2 separate regions of the Homo sapiens genome follow, and region 2 is linked to region 1. A link is an interaction called in ENCODE POLR2A ChIA-PET data of the cell type or tissue named here. Cell type or tissue: B cell. All regions are shown on one strand. Each heading gives the region's core, and the rest is flanking DNA. Links, peaks and the distances in the headings are about the cores only.

Region 1 (8,288 bases), core at 2,368-6,367:
GTACTAATATGTACATAATACAACATATGTAAAATAAAAAAAATGACTACGTATATGAAAAAGTTTTAAAATCAAAATAAAAAGCATTTGCTTTTGCTAAATTGTTATTAGTTATAATTAATAATATTTTAAAGAGTTAAATGTAGATATTAATGCTTCATTGATTTTAAAATATCTTGATTTAACATTTAATTTGACACTGCTTTAACATAAAGCAATAGGAAGATCTGGGTTTATGTTTGGCTTATTTTGATGCTGGTTTCAGTGGCAATAATTGCCAATAACAAAAAGTTTAATTACCTCACAAAGGCGTGTGAATACAAATAAGAAAAGCAATAGCTGCACTTACTAAGTCATGATGCTTATTTTTTAAAATCCCATTTACCAACTGTACCAACGTTTTTCTTTAAAGTCAGCTATTATATTTCTGTTTCCCTTTATGTCAATCAATTCTTGTGACAAACAATTTGGAATTTGTTGCATTTTTACATATTTAAAAAATGTGTTCAACCCACTAAAACTCTGAAACATTTAGAAGCATTATAGACAGATTAGAAAATTCTGTTTCTAAATTTTTTTGTGTTTTTTTTTTGCAAATATGAAAAAATGCTCAACATCACTAATGATCAGGGAAATATAAATCAAAACCACATTGTGATATCACCTTTCTCCTGCAAGAATAGCTATTAAAAAAAAAAAGATGTTGGCGTGGATGTAGGGAAAAGGGAACACTTCTACACTGCTGGTGGGAATGTAAACTAGTACAACCAATATGGAAAACAGTGTGGAGATTCCTTAAAGAATTAAAAGTAGATCTACCACTTGAATCAGCAATCTCGCTACTGGGTATCTACCCAGAGGAAAAGAAGTCATTATTTGTAAAAGATATTTGCACACACGTCTACAGCAGCACAATTCGCAACTGCAAAAATATGGAACCAGCCCAAATGCCCATCAAGCAACGAATGGTTAAAGAAGTTATGGTGAATACTACTCAGCCATAAAAAGGAACAAATTAATGGCATTCTCAGCGACCTGGATGGAACTGGAGACTATTTTTCTAAATGAAGTAACCCAGGAATGGAAAACCAAACATTGTACGCTCTCACTCGTAAGTGGGAGCTAAGCTATGAGGATGCAAAAGCATATGAATGATACAATGGATTTTGGGGACTTGGGGAAAAGGGTGGGAGGGGGTTGAGGGATAAAATAATACAAATTGGGTGTAGTGTATACTGCTTAGGTGATGGATGCACCACAATCTCACAAATCACCACTAAATGACTTACTCATGTAACCAAACACCACCTGTTCTTTAAAAACCTATGGAAATAAAACATTTTAAGAAATATATGCAAACATGAGGCCTGTGACATCCTTACATTGTTTTGGTGACCAAAAAAAACCACATAATTATGGAAAATGTTTGACATCCCTAACAGCAGGAACTACTTTTGTTAAGTTTCTGTGTCACTTTAGGCAAAATGCTTCCATTCTGTGTACCAGTTTTCCTCATGTGAAAAACAAGAGGGCTGGCAGATGAGTTCTGAATGTCCTACCAGCCCTAAGGTGCTCAGATGCATTCCTAACCTGCCCTAGCAGAGCCCAGCAGAAAACACAGGCTCTTGGGTAGATCCTGTTACATGAAACATTGCACATGCCCATGGTGGAATACTGTGCAGCCATGAAGAAATAAGGACACTCGGTATGTGCTGGTCTGGATGGAGTTCCAACGTATCATTTAAAGAAAACAGCAAAGCAAAGAAGAGTATGTAAAATGGGATCCCTTTTGTATACTTTTTTTTAAAAAAAAGAACAGATGGATAAATGGATATGGAGTTGCTGGTATAAACACTTTTGGGTACAGAGATTTAGTGGTTAACAGTTAAGAATGGTTGACAGTTATGAGAAGAGAAGTTAAGGCATGGAAGCTCGCTCTTAGTCACTCTCTTTTTTCTTTGCACTTTTAAAAAATATTTGAGGCCAGGAGTGATGGCTCTCACCTGTAATCCTAGCACTTTGGGAGGCTGAGGCAGGTGGATCACTTGAGATCAGGAGTTCAAGACCAGCCTGGACAACATGGCAATACCCCATCTCCACTAAAAATACAAAAATTAGCCAGGCATGGTAGCAGGTGCCTGTAATCCCAGCTACTCGGGAGGCCGAGGCAGGAGAATCATTTGAACCCAGGAGGTGGAGGTTGCAGTGGGCCGAGATCATGCCACTGCACTCCAGCCTGGGTGACAGAGTGAGACCTTGTCTCAAAAAAAAAATTTTTTTTGAATGGTGTAACTCAGCATGTATAATACTATATACATATATATGTATATGTATGTTGTATATGTATGCATGTGTATATATATTTCAGATATCATATATACTATATATATGTATATATCAGCAGGAGTTTTCACAACAGGGACACTGAACATCATTTTTTTCTGCTTTATTTTCTTACTTCTACTTTTCTATTTAAAAAACTTGTAAAGAAAAAAGAAGTAAAAGACTAAAGTCCTCATAATATACCTGTATTCATTGGCTAGGACTGCTGTAACAAAGTACTACAAACCGGGGGTCTTAAACAACAAAACCGTATAGTCTCACAGTTCTGGAAGCTAAAAGTCTGAACTCGAAGTGTCAGCAGGGCTGGTTTCTTCTGAGTGCTGTGAAGGGGAATTTGTTCCAGGCCTCCTTCCTTGGCATGGGGATGACCATCTTCTCCCCGTGTCCCTTCCCATCATCTTCCCTCTGTGTGCATCTGTCTCTGTATCCAAATTTCTCCTGTTTAGAAGGACACCAATCACATTGAATTAGGGCCTGTCCTGATGACCTCATTTTAACTTGATTACATCCGTACAGACTCCATCTCCAGATAAGGCTGCATTCTGGGGCACTGGGAGTTAGAACACTAACATATCTTTTATGGAAGGAAACAATTTAACCCACAAGTATACCTAATATGACAAAATTCATAGAAATAGAGAAAATAAATACCTTATTTTTCTGGAGAAGGTAGCATTGGACTTCATTCTTGAAGGATAAATTGGCCTTTATCCTTGACTAGAGAGAAGTAGTTAATTTCAATAGCCCTTTCCCTTCTTTCCCTGGAGCAACATGAGGAAATGTGTGGTTGGAAATGAAGATTACATATGACCAGTACACTCAAGAAAACTGTCTGCTTGAAAATCAATGTTTCATTAAGTTCAGTGAACATAACATGAGACAGAACTGATGGGGCCAGATTAAGGGAGTAGATCTAAGTGGAATACAAGAAAGAACGTCAAAATACCCAGAGCTGTCCTGGCATGGAAATCGGCCATCCCATAAGTAAGTGATGCCTGGGGAAACGGAGCCTGTTTCACTGGAAAGGCAATTGGATTAGATCAATTCTTGTCTTCTCGTCAAGTCCGGCCTGGCCCAAGGTTACAGGGAGAAGCCTTGGGTAGGGGACAGGTGTAAGAGCGTTATGAACCAGTAACTCTCCCACTTGGGGAGAAACAAAACCCCAAGTACAGGAAGAGTAGTTCTTTTCTAAAATCTGAACTAATGACAATGGAGGGGACAAAGGATTAGGGGGAGAAGATGCTTACTTTAATGAGGAGGCTTTGATTTTTCAGAACAAAGCTTTGTAGCCATGTTTTTGGGGAGCCACAAAATCCAGGTCCAATACATGGGGTCAAGAGTATGAGAATTTTGGCCCAAGATGGATAAACCTGGGCCTCAACAGCTGCCACCCACTCTGGAAATTGGTATGTTCAGAGAATGTAAGCACTTGAGACTATTTCTAGTTCCAGCTGCTCCATGGTATTAATAAAGGTCTAATTGCTAAAACCACGTGGAGTGGACATGGTGTTCATTTTCCTGACACATGCAAAATGTGGTTTGGAGGCTGAGCTGTCAGGCCCAAATCGCCCCCAGATATTGCCTGTTGCAAGCACATTTTATCACCACGCAAGGCTTGCTAAGCTTGGTGGATGGCCTCATTTGGGCTATTTGTATCCTAACACTGGGGCCAATGTGACAGGTTAGCGTTCCTATCAGAGCAACATGGCACAAAACTTCCTTCTAGCCCCATTCCCCAGGTAATGTGGTGTGGAGAAAGTCCATCAGACTGTTACGCCGAAAGACAAAGGAGCGGTTTGTCCAGCATATAGAACAGGTTTATAAAGCGTCTCCCCGTTCTCACCAGATAATTGAACATAGAGGATGCCAGAGACTGTGTAGACAGTTAGGCTTCCTTTGCAAATGGGGGTGGACAGGGATATAGCTACCTGTCTGTGCCGGGAGAGAAACGAGCTGTCCCCTACTCAATGCTGGTAGGGGACAGTTCCATCTTCTTGTCCCACCCTCCCCACAAAGAGTGGTTGCTGTCTCTCCTCCAAGTCTAAATGTATTTTACTACCTTATTGCCTTATGGTACAACAATACACATTCACAAAAGCTAGTCATAAGTTGCCCCATGCTAAAAATACTAAATTCTATAAATTTATATTTTAATACATATCTCCATTTTTTAAAAATATGGAATGCCTCACGAATTTGCATGTCATTTTTTTAATGGGGAATCTCCCTCTCTAAATTTACTCATTTCTATTTTCTGGCACACAAGGGGAGTTCCCAGCTAGGGCTTAGTTCCCTATTGGGTTTTCCATGCAGGGTTTAGATTTAAAGCATTAAATGACCCTTATGAGGGATTCCATAGAAATACGCATTGCTGACTTATGGGCCTGCATCCATGGACACATCAATCCCTGAGTTTTAAGAAGCCCTGGATATTGATTGACAAGCTGTATAACATGGTAATTATGAGCCAGAACTTTGTAGTAAGACTACCCGGGTTAAAATACTAATTCCCCCATTTATGCCTCATGTGACCTTGGGGAAGTCTCTTAAGCTATCTATGCCTTGACTTTCTTAAATGTAAATCAGGAAATAGTGCTTCTGCATAGAGTAGTTGTGAAAATTAAGTTATCATGTATAAAACGCTTTGCCGTAAATGCCAGTCATATTATTATTGCCTCCACAAAAAGCATGTGGTTAGACCAAGTAAAAGTGAGGCCCTAGTAGCATCCTCTTGAACATGAGGATTGAGCTCAACATCCTCTGCTACTGGAGACCCAGTAAACAAATGCTGAAGTTGCACAGGTGATTCTCAACAGAGTTACACTGTTTCCAGTGTAACTGGTGTGTAGTGGTCATGAAATGGTTAAACAGAAAAATCAAATATGGTTTCTATTACTGGAGGAGTGGATGTTCCACGATGCTGATTAGGAAGTCCAACCTGAAAGAGGCTCTCTGAAGGGTCCTGGCCCATCGTAGCCAGAGACAGCTCAAAGAGAGACAGATATCCATGATTTATAGTGAGCTCAGCAAAGACGGATGAAGAGAGACCATCCTTTGACCAAGTGGCCAGCAGGAATTTTGCGGAACATTTTGTTTTGTTTTGGAGCTCAGCAGTGCCTGAGTCTGTGCAGTAGTCAGTAGGGACAGCTACAGCAGCTAGGGATAAAGAAGGTCCTTTAAGCCTGAGCGTAGTGGAACTGCTAGCAAGACAACTGGTGTGGTTCACAGGCCAAGTCCAGCAATTGATGTCAGAATGATGAAAGAGGATTCATACGTGGCCACATTCAGATGTAATCTGTTCAGAGCTATCTGCTCGGAAGACACTGTCATGCGCACTGTGGAGTGCTGAGAAGAGCCTCCCTGATCCTCCATCAGGGGTGTGAGCAGGACTTACTCCCCAGCTGCTGGTGCTTAGCCCTCAGGTGTGAATCCCTTCTGAAATTGCTTTAGTTGAGCTGCCTCACTCAGGGTCACATCGTTTCCAATGACTGACCGACCAACTTAGGGATACCAAGGTCTAGCCCTTTTGTCCCAACTCAGAATAGCCCTGAAGTTATCTCATCTTCAGAACTCCCCACAATAGCAGCTAAGACCCCTGAGATGACCCTGAGGCTTGACCTCTCCCTCTGCCCAATCCTGCTTCCTTTCCCTCCCTTCCATAGCTATATCTCCGACAGCACTCTCTAGTAGATGAGTTGTGTGCTAATCTCCAGGTCAGAATCTCCTTCCCTGGGGCACTGTGACTCTCAACTCATTGGCCATGGGCTGCTCTGCATTTCTTACTGGGTAGGTTGGGGCCATGTGACAGGGCTCTGGCCAATGGGAAGGGAACTTGCCTGTGGGATCATCCTGGGCTCTCCTCTTGTCATGGTGCCCTTGAGGGCAATATGTGTAAAGTGGTCCCATCAGCAGGGAGGAGAAAATAAGCCTTCACTCTGTTAAATCTCTGAGCTTTGGGTTTTGTTTTTGGTTTTATTTTCTTAACAAAGCCTAACTTATTCTGTCTTTTCTAATGCATCAGTCATGTTCATTTAAATACTTTTCTAATTCCAGAGTGAGAAGCAATGAAAAGTTAGTATCTGAACATACTCTGAAATATTAGTTATTTTTCATATATATCTTCTTAGGTTTAACTGTTGGGGAAAAATAACAGTTCATCCCACATCACAGATTTGGTTATTTTCAATAATAATATCTCTAATGAATTCTTTTCTTGGGTTTGTAAGTTTTAGTTATTATGAGGATAACATTTCTAATGAATTTTTTCTTGTGTATTTATAAAGTCTCAGGTTAAATGAATCATTTGTGTATTTTAACACGTGAATCTGAACAGAGTAGATCCAATTGAGAATTTCAGTCAGCATTCTGATGCCCTGAATAGAAAAGAGCCAATAAATATAAATGTAAATATGTACACACACACACACACACACACACACACTGATGGACTCTTAACTAACGCTAGTAAGTGTCTATTATATATACCGTGTTCCTGAAGTTCTGCTACAAGGTAAGGACTTCCTAGGTTTAGGGAGCTAATTGATCCATGAAAGAGGCAGACCATTTCCAAGCCTGCCATTGGGATGCAGTGTCGTGAGACACGCCAGGGTGCACAGGCAGCTGAAGGGAGGTGGTACTAAGCTTTGCCTGGGGAGGGCCAGAGAAGCCTCCACAGAAATGACTCTTAAGCTGCAAATTAGAGGGAACAGTCGGGGTTCACCAGGTTCATGAAGGAGGGAAAGGCATTCCAGGCAGAGATGTGCATAATAGCATAATGCATTCAGGACATGACAGGGCTGGCAAGGTGATGTTTGCCAGGTGCTATTGTTTGAATGTCCCCTTCAAAACTCATGTTGAAATTTAATTGCCATTGTGATGGTATCACAATGGGACCTTTAAAAGGTGATGAGGTCATGAAGGCTCTGCCCTCATGAATAGACTAATGCCATTATCAAGAGAGTCGCTTAGTTAATGAGAGAGTGTGTTCGTGATAAAAGGATGAGTTTGGCCCAATTTCCTGTGTCATCTTGTGTGTACACTTCCTAGCCATGGGGTGCTTTCCACCATGTTATGATGGAACAAGAAAACCCTCACCAGATGTGGCTATTCAATCTTGGATTCCCAGCCTCCAGAAGTCTGGGCCAAACAAATCTCTTTTCTTTATAAATTACCCCAGTCTGTAGCATTCTGTTGTAGCAGTAGAAGAGGGAGTCACACAGGAGGGTGGTGGTAGGAGACGAGCTTGGAGAGAAGGCACAAGCTGAGTTCTGGGTGGTAGGTCTGTATGCAGTGTCATGGGACTTGGACATTTCCACTTTATTTCGTTTACTTATTGCCATTTTTATTCTGGCCTTTTAAATTGTTGCTCTTCTCTTATCCAATGCAGACACAGTTTATTTCTGAGACATATAGTTTGCGAAATCAGAAACTTTAGGCATCATCAAAATAAATTTCCCACATTGCATACCAGTAAAAATAAGATTGCAGTGACTCTGAGCTGCCAGCTGCCACATGGCAGGCACTTAGTCCTTGGCCCCTAAGGCAATTCTAAAGATCCCTATAAGATGCTTTCTTATGTGTATTATTAAGACGACCAACTCATCCCAGCTTGTCCAGGACTTTCCTGGTTTTACCACTGAATGTTCTGGGGTCCAAGAACCTCTCAGTCCAAAGCAAACCAGGTTGCTCATCCTAAGTGTGTTTGGAAACATGTCTGACCTGCTCACGTGTTTTTGCTCAGGGCCCCTCCTCAAGCTGCCAAGCCACTGCCTCAGCCAAACACCCCAGGGAGCTCTGATAACCTCCAGCAACTCTCCCTGGCCAATCTCTGTTAGGCAACAGATGCCACCCTTCTAGCTTTGGGGAAGGAGACATAGCCCTCCTACACTGAGTTCCAGACATGCTTACCTACCCCCTACATCAACTTTCCAGAGCTCCACTGTATT
Region 2 (4,000 bases), core at 1-4,000, 230 kb after region 1:
TAATTTATAGTGGGTCAGCCTCTTTGATATGATGACATTTGAACAGAAACCTGAAGGGACTGAAGGACTCTGTGGATATATGGGAAAGCAGTCTGTATAAAGGGAAAATTAAGTACAGAGGCCTTGAGATGGAAATACACTTGGCCAGTTTAAGGAATAGCAAATCAGTTAGAAGCCTATTACTGTAGGAAAGCTAAAAGATTATAGGGCCTCCAACCAAGGCTATAAGATATGAAATGGAGGTGGAGAAGGGTGGTTGTATTGTGGACATACTTTGAAGGAAGAACCAATTGGCTACCCTAGAGTTATATTCTACTTCCGTTTCCCGTTTCACCAAGCATGGAACCTGGACCCAGTCCACAGTGTGTTTTGTTTTGCTTCTTTGAACATTTGTTCATTGTTTTTAATTTTTGGATTCATCCAGCAAAAACTGTCAACTCTGGATGATGAGAAGAAGGCACAAACTCTCGCATTTCTATCTATATGCTACAAATTTTATATATGTCCTTTGGAAGAAAATTTTCTTTGGGTCATAGTGAAATCCCAATTTAAATGTAACTTTTAAAAAAAGGAAAACAAAAGATTATAGAAGTATAAACAATTAGCTTATAAGCAAAGGGATATATATATTTTTATATATATCATATATTTGATATATATCATATATGTATATATGATATATATCGTATATATGTATATACGATATATATCATATATAACATATATATAACATATATATATAACATATATGTATGTTCTCAACAGCAATTTAAAGCCTAAAGGGGTAAATTAAATGACAGTTTAACTGCACATGTCATCCTAGCCTGAAAGATCCCTTGGTGGCCATCAAGCCCTTTTACTGAGAGAGAATGAACATTGTAGAAATGTGATTTAAATACAATGGTAAGTCCCAAATGTGGCCTTTATCGTCAACAGAGAACACAGAAAGTAGAGTAAATGATGGAGTCAGGTACTCCATCGCATCTCTGAGGAGATCTGAGGATTCCGGTAGCACTAATCTTTATGTGCTCTCAGGTCCTTTGATTTCTGTATTGTTTGTTTGTATTTATATTGAAGCTTATAGGTGAAAACTATCCCACTTGCAAGGTATTCCCTTGTTAGAAATATTTATATACAAATAAATACAAATATATATTTATACAAATAAAAGAATACTTTGCAAGTGGGATAGTTTTTGCCTCTAAGCCTCAATATAAATACAAACAAATATTGATAACATAAATTGTACTGCAAAGCAGTATTCCTCAGCCTTTGGTTGGGTCTTTGATATGTGGTGATATCCTGGGTTTCAACTCTTCTACAAGGTTTTCTTATATATAATGTAGGATAGATACAGTTGTTCTGTGATTTGGGATGGTTATAAAATTAAATAACCAAATGGAAAGGCAGAAAGTGAGAAATGTTAAGTGACATTGTAGTACCATATAATATTTTAGATCTTGACTTAGGCATATACAAAGAGTATCTTACTTATTTTATACAAAGTCTACAATGTTATGATGCTACAAAGAATGAGTTAAGAATGAGTAAACGCTAGGTTTTATGGAGACTCATAAGAAAATATAAAGATTTTCGTCTTACTATTCAAGTTTGAAATGCATAAATGAAGCTTTATAATTGGTGTGCAAAACCAGACATAGAACCTGCCCTTCTGGACTCTCTGGTCAAGTGAAGAAAGAGTAATCAAGTTAAGAAATGTAAAAAAAAAAAAAAAAAAAAAAAAATGCTGTTAAGTGCAATGAGGAAGGACAGACTATGATATAATAGCAGATGTGTATCAGGATACTGGAGCAGAATGATATGCAGAAGAAACTCGTGTTTTGTGAAATTCCTGAAGCTACAGACCATATGCCATCTCAGGCAGATAGTAGCCCTTGAGTAGTGGTGCAGAGGACTACTTATGGGTGGGAGGCAGGGATTATTAGTAGCTCTCTCTGCTTTGATATGGGTAAATGAAGTTACTTCAGTCTTCTTTCAGATGACTATGCAAGTGCATTTCAACTCTTTCTCACCTCAAACCAGATAGGTTGGTGCTTCCCCATTCTCTCAGAGAGAAATTCTGGATCCAGCACTGCTGGGCTGCCCTGTAGAAGTAGGTAGATATAGAAAGAAGGGCCCAAAAGGTGAGCTCATCAAAAGGAAATAGGAGGTAGAGATGGTGGGGCAGCCCAGGGTCCTGGCAGGAGATGCAAAAAATCACATCATCATATCACATGATCACATTTGATGACATGATCAAATCAGCATCATAAAAACCACATATTTAGACTCTTCTTACCTACTAATACCTCTTCCCTTCAGTAGGCCAGGGACATTTGATAAATAGATAAAATTTTTAAATGAGTTAAAATTTTCAAACACAAATGAGTTTTAGCTTTAAATGATCACTTAATACTAGATGAACTAAATCCGCATTAACCATGGTTTACATGGCTGTGAGATAATTTTAATAGCCTAACAAACCAAAGGAAATAAACATGTCTGCACAAATAATTATTTTATTATTTAAACTAAGTAATTACATATCAGGCACTTTGCTAGCCACTGGGGGTAGAGTGGTAAATAAGATAAATGTGAAATGTATACACTATTGAGCAAACTTATATGCCAAGAAGAAATTTCTAACACATGTATTTAGATGTATGTTCTTTTTTTTTTCCTGTGTGAACTCATGTATTCTGAGACTTCAGCTACCTGTGCTGAGGCCTCTCAAATCTTTATTTTTGGCTTACGCTTTTCTTCTTAGCTGCAGAATCCTACTGGATGTCCACTTGGATGTCCTGAAGCCACCTGAAACTCAGCATATCTACGAATGATCAAATGGGATGCCAGCACTCAGTTATCCAAGCAAGAAATATGCTCCATGCTTGACTCTTTACCCTCACTAACAAAACTGGGCAAAGTCCTGCTGGTCTCTCTCTTTAATACTTCTCAAATCTGTCCCTTTAGTTTCATCCCTCTGTTACTGTTCTCATTCAGATTCTTATTACATCTCACCAAAGCCACTGCAGCACATTCTTAACTGTGTCCAAGTGGTAATAATTAAAAACAGCTTACTGTCTTTATCATTATCACTCTTAACCCACCCTAAAATTTCCTAAAGGTATCCCGTTGACCTCAGGATACATTAAAGCTACTTAGTGGTGACTGGTTTCTGCCTACCACTTCCTCCCCTACCACCTAACACTCACACATACAAATACTTGGTTCAACTGTTTGCTCTCCTTGAAATGAATGCCTCCTCTGTGCCCAGCTAGCAGTTACCCATCCTTTAAAACTCATCCCCTCTAAGATGTGCCCTACCACCTGCAGATTTGGGTTAAGTGTCTCAATAAAATCTTAAATGAATAAATGCATGGCTAATAAGTTATTTTATTGTGTATTTTTCCTTTCAAAGATTCAAATGCAGTGATAGGTAACTTGAAACATGTAGGCATTGTTGGTTAGGAATTACAAATTTAGGAAAACTGTCTCCTAGGATCTACATAGGCATCTTTGGGGTCTTAGGGAGAGGGAGAGACTCTGGACTGGGGACTAGAAATTGATGGCCCTAGATTAAGGGATGTTCTGTCTCTTTCACCAGGTGACCCTGGTGAAAAGAGAAACTTTAAAGCTGCTTAGAATGTATCTGCTGGGTGGTATAGGTTGTTGATTTAAAACAAAAGACTTTTTACTTAAACTAAGGACAAAGGGGCTATGTTCCAGCAGCTCAAATGTGACCAATACAGTGTATTGGTTCTTAACCCTTTTGTGGTCAGAGGCCCCTCTAAGAATCTAGTGATTCTTTCCTCAGAAAAAAAAAGGATGTTTATAGACATAGAATTCTGTGGTACAGAAAAGGAAAGCTTTCTTTCCTCTTTCTGCTCTTCAGAGATTATGGCAGTAATCCCTAACCTAAGAATAAATTATTTGCAAAAACACATTGTTATACTAATTTTTTAACTTCTACAAAGAAGGATTAATTGATAATATAGTTGAC

The links. Peaks named below come from ENCODE experiments on the same cell type or tissue, not always from the same donor. Only the 100,000 strongest peaks of a DNase experiment are listed, where the experiment ranks them.
Region 2: POLR2A ChIA-PET joins it to region 1 with 7 read pairs; 5 of 35 experiments call an interaction of 5 or more read pairs at or near these places.

Annotation. Positions count from the first base shown.
Region 1 is chr10:90,995,048-91,003,335 of GRCh38, forward strand. LOC124902479 (a long non-coding RNA gene) reads right to left here. Exons shown (of 2, transcript XR_007062238.1): 2 at 2,432-2,781. Among named protein-coding and RNA genes, the nearest start is that of LINC00502, 47 kb to the right of the region's middle. In B cell, for the core only: no CTCF peak of the experiment used is centred there; a DNase peak (open chromatin) is centred at 4,664; H3K4me3 peaks cover 598 bases; H3K27ac peaks cover 1,277 bases.
Region 2 is chr10:91,224,570-91,228,569 of GRCh38, forward strand. All of the region lies in intron 2 of PCGF5 (polycomb group ring finger 5), which reads left to right. Among named protein-coding and RNA genes, the nearest start is that of PCGF5, 5.9 kb to the left of the region's middle. In B cell, for the core only: no CTCF peak of the experiment used is centred there; no DNase peak of the experiment used is centred there; H3K27ac peaks cover 396 bases.